2 separate regions of the Homo sapiens genome follow, and region 2 is linked to region 1. A link is a contact called in ENCODE Hi-C or POLR2A ChIA-PET data. All regions are on one chromosome and are shown on one strand. The core of a region is the stretch at or near the end of the contact, and the rest is flanking DNA. Distances in the headings are between cores, read along the strand shown. Region 1 holds the start of HMGB3 (high mobility group box 3). Region 2 holds the start of EOLA2-DT (EOLA2 divergent transcript).

Region 1 (3,164 bases), core at 409-2,908:
TGAACTCCTGATCTCGTGATCCGCCTGCCTCAGCCTCCCAAAGTACTGGAATTACAGGCATGAGCCACCGCGCTTGGCCTCTATCTTTGCCTTTTGATCTGGATTGGAACCTTGATGATGGGAGCCAACAGCACCAGCTTCAGGGGCTCAGGCTTGGCTGGGAGGCTCAGAGGAGTTGGTAAGAGGGGGCGTAGGGGTGAAGAAGCAGGTGCCCTGTGAAGCCAGATCCTTTGCACACCTCAAACTCAGCCACGGTTTCTGGAAGCAGCATTTGGAAAATTCATGTTCTGGTGGGGCTTATTTCTGAATATAGGACTCATAAATAGCTGGATCTCTTGGCCTTTCAAAGAAAAGAAAAACCAAACTCATGACATCTCTTCCTTTGCATTATTTTCTCCAACTGTCAATCTTTAAACTGCTCTTTTTCTCACCCTTTCATTCTTTCCAGGCAAGGGCCCTCAGATACTTTCTTTCCAAATAGGGCTGATACTTGCATTTGAAGTGGAGTATTTCTTCCTTGCGTGGGACTGTCCTATGCAATGTAGGATATTTAGTATCCCCGGCCGTTCCTTCCTCTTATTGAATTCCAGCAACACCTGCCAGTCATCCAGGCACCGGCCCCACGAATTTCAGAACATCCCTTACAGAAGTGACACTGCGGCTCCTATACTTTGAAAAACATTGCCTGAATCCCCAAAGAAGTGACTAGCTCAAGGCCATACCACCAGCCAATGGCAAAGTGGAGATCAAGTCAAATCCCATTCATTCATTCATTCACTCATTCATTCCCGAAGCTTTAATTCTTTGCTCTAGGGTGTGTCAGGAGAGCAGAGGGAATGAGGGCCTTGAACCGAGACAGTGAAGAGGGTAAGAAGAAAAGTGTTATTCTTTGCCCACAAAACTACAATTTCTCACAAATTCTCTGCTCTTGCCAAATTTTGTTTTCCTCTTTTAGCCCGTCGGTTCCGCAATTTCGGGCGCAAATAAAGACCTTCTGGCATTTAGTGGAAAGAGCCTAGTTGAGCACGATCCGCAGAAGCGGAATCAGGTGGCTTTCGGATAGGCAGCGAGATCCGAGGACTAAATCCCGAGGTCTTGGCGAGCAAGCAGCTGCCCTCCGCCAGGCATCGAGGAGCGAGCTGCCGCCGCGTTTCTGTCGCGGCGCCGCGGCCGAACCGGGTAGAGGTGGTCTACCATCGGCCCTTCGTGGTGGGCCCAGGGGTGTTTCCCCGGGCAGGGGAGCTGACTGCAGGCCAGGGGCGCCAAGGCCGCGGTGCGGTGGGAGCAGAGGGCAGCGCAGCGGGGCTGGACTTCATCTTCCCACGCCAGAGGCCGAGGCCTCCGGGAATCGCAGGGCCACCTCTTCAAAGCCCTTGGCGATCCCAGTTCTGTTCCCCGAGGGGGCTGGCGAGGTGGGCGGGGCGGGCAGGCGAGACTAGGTCTTTCCCTGTTTGGCCTCCGTAGCCGGCGCCGGCGGGTCGTTCTGTTTGAATGAATGATCCCAGCAGCCGCGCCCAATGGGCGTCCACGCCTGCTTAATATGCATGAGGCCCGCAGCCAATGGCCAGGCGAGGAGGCTGTTTTAAACGGCAGAGCCCGCTGGCCAATCAGGCGGCTCTCGTGGAGGCAGCTAGCGCGAGGCTGGGGAGCGCTGAGCCGCGCGTCGTGCCCTGCGCTGCCCAGACTAGCGAACAATACAGGTACGTCTCGCACCGCCCGCTCCCGCCGCCGCCGCCGCCGCCGCCGCCGCCGCCGCCGCCGCCGCCGCCGCCGCCGCAGCGCCCGCACAACTTTCCGGCCCGCGCCGCCGTGAGCGCGCCCTGCCGCCGCCTCCCCCTGCCTCTACTCCCCATTCCCTTCCCGCCCCCTCCGCCTTCCCTCCTGCTAGGCGGCCGGGAAGGAAGAAGCAATTCAGGTGTTTCAACTTTTCCAACGCGTTCCCCGAGCTCCCCGCTTTCGGGGGTCGGCCCCCTCGGCGGACGCCCGCCCGTGGCGGCCCCAGGGGCCGCAGCCGGGAACCCAGGGCCCCCGAGGCCAGATGTTTGGGCAGCTGCGGCTGCGGCGGCTGGGCGAGCAGAGGGGCGGCTGCGGGCTGTGGGCGCTGGGCGGCGGCAGCGGGAAGGGGGCCGGGAGTTCCCCGGCCCGCGACGGACTCCGCTGGGGAACGGGCGGCCGGTGCCCGCCGGGGGCTGCGCGGCTGGTGCCCGCCGGGGGCCGCCGCACGGGCAAACTTCGCTCCCGGGCTTGGCCCGGCGCCGCGCGGGCCCGCAGGCTACGCCGCTGGCTCTGCGTTAACATGGCCGTCGCGGAGCGCCCGGTGGCCCGGGGGGGCGCGGGCCGGCCGCCCCCCTCTCGCCTCCCGCCCGCCCGGCGCCGCCGCCGCCGCTAACATGGCTGGCGCGGCGCTGGCCTCCGGCGAGGGCAGGGGAGGCGGGCGGAGCGGTCGGCGGGGCGCCCGGCGGGCTCCGGCCTCGGCCCCGGCGCCCGCGGCCCGGGGCGGGCGGCTCGGAGGGCCGGGGGCGCCGCTGCGGGCCCTGGAGCGGCCGAGCGTCATGGCTGCACGGGCGCCTTTGTTATCCCGAGGAGTGCGCCCCGCGCCGGGGGGCGGGGAGGTCCGGCCCGGGCCCCCGAGCCCCCGGGCGGCCCGGGCGGGGCGGGGCGGGGCGGGGTGGGGGCCGACGGGCGGGCGGCGGCGGCGGGGCCCGGGCCGCTTTGTTCGCCGCTGTCGCCGCCGCCCGCGCCGGCCGCGCGCGGATCAGCCATTTTAGCGAGTGGGACTCCGAGGCGCGGCGGACGCCGCCACCAGTGCCGCGGCTGCCGCCGGCCCGGCCGCACACCCCCCGCGCACCGCCACCGCCGCCGCCCCCGGCCCCGCGCGTCCCCCGGGGATGACAGCGGCGGATTTCAGGGGCACTTTCTTTCATCAGGAGGCTTTTGACAAAATGGAAGGTGAATTACGGGTGTCCCGGTGACCCGGCACGGGGGCCGAGGCGGGCTGCCTGCTGCCGGCCGGGACTCCCCCGCTCCCGGTCCCGCCCCGCCCGGGCCGCCGCTGCGGGTCTCTGTTGGGCAGCCTCCTGGGCGGCTGCTGCCAAGGGGAGCTCTTTAGTTTTACATGATGACCTTGGGTGTGGGAAAAGGAAAAGATGGCGGGAAGCTGGGGG
Region 2 (3,164 bases), core at 1-2,500, 1.0 Mb before region 1:
TTAGCCAACCCTTTTCTCGTCATCACCACAAAATCACAACAACTGTGTGTGTGTGGAATCCCTAGTAGGAACTGATGTAACTGAAAAGGCAAGAAGGGGGTTGAGTCCCCTCCTACCTGGTGCTGCAGAGAGTACCTGCTTTACGGCCAGAGGAGGAAACACTCTTCCACTTGGTTTCTTTACCTGCACAACAAGGAAGATAAAGAGGAAAGGTCATTAAATGCAAGTCAGCAAAGCTGGTTAATGGCCCTAGGAAGGTCTTCTACTCAGCAGGCATTGGAAACCAAGAGCTGGGAGGGCCGGTCCTAAGAGTAACACATGTGCACCTCACTCACGGTTTGGTTCTGCTAATCAGAGCGGTGGGACCCTCCACATCTGTCTGGGTCACAGGGTGCACCAGTCCGCAGAGCAGAAAATCATTTCAGCAAGTTGAGTCACATTCCTACAGCTGAGCACGCTCCATCCGAGGGGAGAAAAATCACACTTCCCCTCCCATTGTCATCGGACGAGGGTTTGGGGGGCCTAAATCCCATTGTCCACTGCTTAATTCTGGTTAGGTCATGCTGAGCACGGGGCCACAGGCCACAGAGCTATGCACCGCCCGGCCTGGGGTCCAGGCGAGCTTACAGCACAGGGGCCAAGCGGGAGGCAGGGAAGACCGGGCCGAGATGGGGCCGCTGTGTGTGGAGCAGCACTTGCAGACGCAGGTCGCGGGTACACGCGCTTAGAAGGAGGGGGGCCGAGACCATGGGGAGAGCAAGGGACACCAAAGGGCGCTTCGGGCGCGCCCCGCACGGGTTCTCTGCCCGAAACCCAGGGGAAAGAAACCCCAGCCCGCAAGTACCGTCTGCAAGAGGGCCGAGCACACGGGCTCCGGCATCAGGGGCCCTGGTACCTTTCAGCCGCGGCCGGTCTCACGGCCTCTGGACCCTGAGAGTCGTGGGCGTTCAGGGCCGACTCTGGCTTTTGGCCTCAGAGTACAGTCCTCCGCCTCCTCGCGACCCAGCGAGGCCACCGGAGCCAGCGAGGAGACGTGGGCCGCGGTGAGAAGAGAGAGCACCCGGCTCGTGTCAGGGCTGTAAGGTAGCTGCCGCTTACTCCCGGAAACCGGTGGCCAGTGACAGATGCTAGCGGTCCATAACTTCGGCTTTCATGCAGCTCCCGTCGTCCCTTTCATGAGGAACGTACGTGTGCGCGTAATCACGCACGTACGTACACCACGCACGTACGCAGGAGGCCCGTATTCAGCCACGCCTATACACCGCCAAATCGCTAGGAAGCCACGTATTCACGAAGCCACGCAGTGACGTCGCCACGCACGTACGCACGCACTTGCCACAAGGAGACGCTGTTCAGTTTACCGGATCCTGTCCCGCGCCAGCCAACCAGGACAAGGCCGGGGAGCTCGAGACAGGCAGCCTAGACCAAGAACCGGAAGGAGGAAAAGGAACCGGAGGGAGGAAGAGGAGGGGCGGGACGAGACCACCAGGCAGGATTTTTAAGCCCAGAGCTGCGAGACCAGCAGGAAGGAACTGGGAGAAACCAATGGGGAGGGGATGGGGGCGGGGCTGAGAGGAGGAGGGCGGAGCTGGGGGAGGGGAAGGGCGGGAGTGAGGAAACCGCTGGGGCGGGGTTGAGAGTGGGGCGGGGACTTGAGGGGATGGGGCGGGGACTTGGGATGGGGCGGGGACTCGAGGGGGTGGGGCGGGGCTGAGAGAAACCATTGGGGGCGGGGCTATGGGCGATCTGGGCGAGGAGAGGCTGCAGGAGGAGCTCGCGGACTCCTGAGAACCAGCGCGGGGAGGGAGGGGGCTGGTGAGAGGAGGAAGGTGGGGCTGAAAGAAACCAGTGGGGAGGGGTTGGGGGCGGGGCTTTGGAAGCTGGTGCTGGAGAAGCAGGGCAGGGCTGGGGGAGGAGTGGGGCGGGGCGGGGTTCGGGGGGGGCTGGGGCTCGGGGAGGGGTGGGGCGGGGCTGAGGGAACCGCCGGGGAGGGGCTCGGGGGCGGGGCTTTGAAAACAGCCTTTGGAGAAGCGGGGCTGGGGGGGCGGGGCAGGGCCGAGGGGAACCTCTGGGGTGGGGCTGGGGGGTGGGGTTTGCACGCAGCCACAGGAGAAACAGGGCGGGGCTCAGAAAAGGGTTGGATCGGGCTGAGAGAGACCGCTGAGGGGGGTGCTGGGGGCGGGGCTTTGGAAGCACCCGCGGGAGAAACAGGGAGGAGATGGGGAGAGGCGGGGCTCGGCGCGGGGCGGGGCTTCGGAGGCAGCCGCGGGAGAAGCAGGGGGGGGTTCGGGGCAGGGCGGGTCTGAGCGAAGCCATTGGGGAGCGGCTGGGGGCGGGGCCTTTTAACCAGCCGCAGGAGGAGCCGGGTGGGGCTGGGGCGGGGCGGAGCTGAGAGAAACCGCTGAGGATGGGCTGGGGGCGGGGCCTTGGAAGCAGGCGTTGGAGGGGCGGGGTAGGGCCGGGCCGAGAGAAACCACTGGGGAGGGTCTGGGGTCGGGGCTTTGCCATCAGTGGTGTGAGGAGCAGGCCGGGGCAGTGGGCAATTGAGCGAGGAACAGCTGCGGGAGGACTCCGCGGACTCCTGAGAACCAGCTTAGGGGAGCGGCGGCTTGGGGAGGTGTAGGGTGGAATCACGAGAAAGCTCTGTGGGAGGGCCTGGTGCACAGCTCAGCTGCAGGGTGGAGCTGAGGGAAAGCCGGGCGTTCCTGGAGGAGGAGCAGGGCGAGGCTGTGGCAAAGCGCTGTGGGAGCAGATGGGGCGGGGCTGCGGGAAAGAGCTGGAGAAGGAGGAGCCAAGCTGCACCAAGGCTGGCGGGTGAGAATTGCGGGGGAGGAGCTAGTGCAGAGCTGGAGGAAAGAGCTGAAAGGTTGTTGGGGTGGGCAGAGGGGTAGGAGAAGCGAGACGGGGCTAGAGGAGGCGGAGCTGGGAGCGGTGATGAAGGGGTAGCAGGGCGGGGCAGTGGGAAAGAGCTGTGGGAGGAGGAGCTGGGGGTAAGAAGCTGGGGCTGTGGCTGCAGCGGGGACTGGGTCAGAGCTTCTGGAGGAGCCGCCTGCAAGAGGAGGGCGTAGTTGTGGGAAAGAGCTGTGGGCGGAAATGGTTAAGTGCCGGGTGGAGCAGGGGCTGGCGTCGGAATAGCTGGGGCGGAGCTGCGGGAGGAGGAGCTG

What was found. Hi-C counts contacts between places; a loop is a spot of excess contacts on that map. ChIA-PET counts read pairs that join two places held with the same protein, here RNA polymerase II (POLR2A). Pooled maps may share reads with other maps.
Region 2: a loop to region 1 is called in a map of IMR-90, with 21 times the contacts of the local background. The contact joins the promoter of EOLA2-DT here to the promoter of HMGB3 in region 1. A Hi-C loop is called at or near these places in 2 of 168 maps with a recorded cell type or tissue (IMR-90 and naive thymus-derived CD4-positive, alpha-beta T cell), 3 of 37 single-sample maps with no recorded cell type and 12 of 50 pooled maps. POLR2A ChIA-PET finds 5 or more read pairs at or near these places in 2 of 52 experiments (Caco-2 and endothelial cell of umbilical vein).

What each region holds. Positions count from the first base shown.
Region 1 is chrX:150,981,677-150,984,840 of GRCh38, forward strand. HMGB3 (high mobility group box 3) reads left to right here and starts at 1,659. Exons shown (of 5, transcript NM_005342.4): 1 at 1,659-1,700. RefSeq lists an enhancer at 673-1,368 and a silencer at 1,490-1,689.
Region 2 is chrX:149,937,298-149,940,461 of GRCh38, forward strand. EOLA2-DT (EOLA2 divergent transcript) reads left to right here and starts at 1,251. Exons shown (of 12, transcript NR_027456.1): 1 at 1,251-1,489. It overlaps EOLA2 (endothelium and lymphocyte associated ASCH domain 2), which reads right to left and starts at 1,194. Exons shown (of 5, transcript NM_001013845.2): 1 at 896-1,194; 2 at 136-183. RefSeq lists silencers at 1,640-1,909, 2,020-2,099, 2,380-2,439, 3,090-3,164.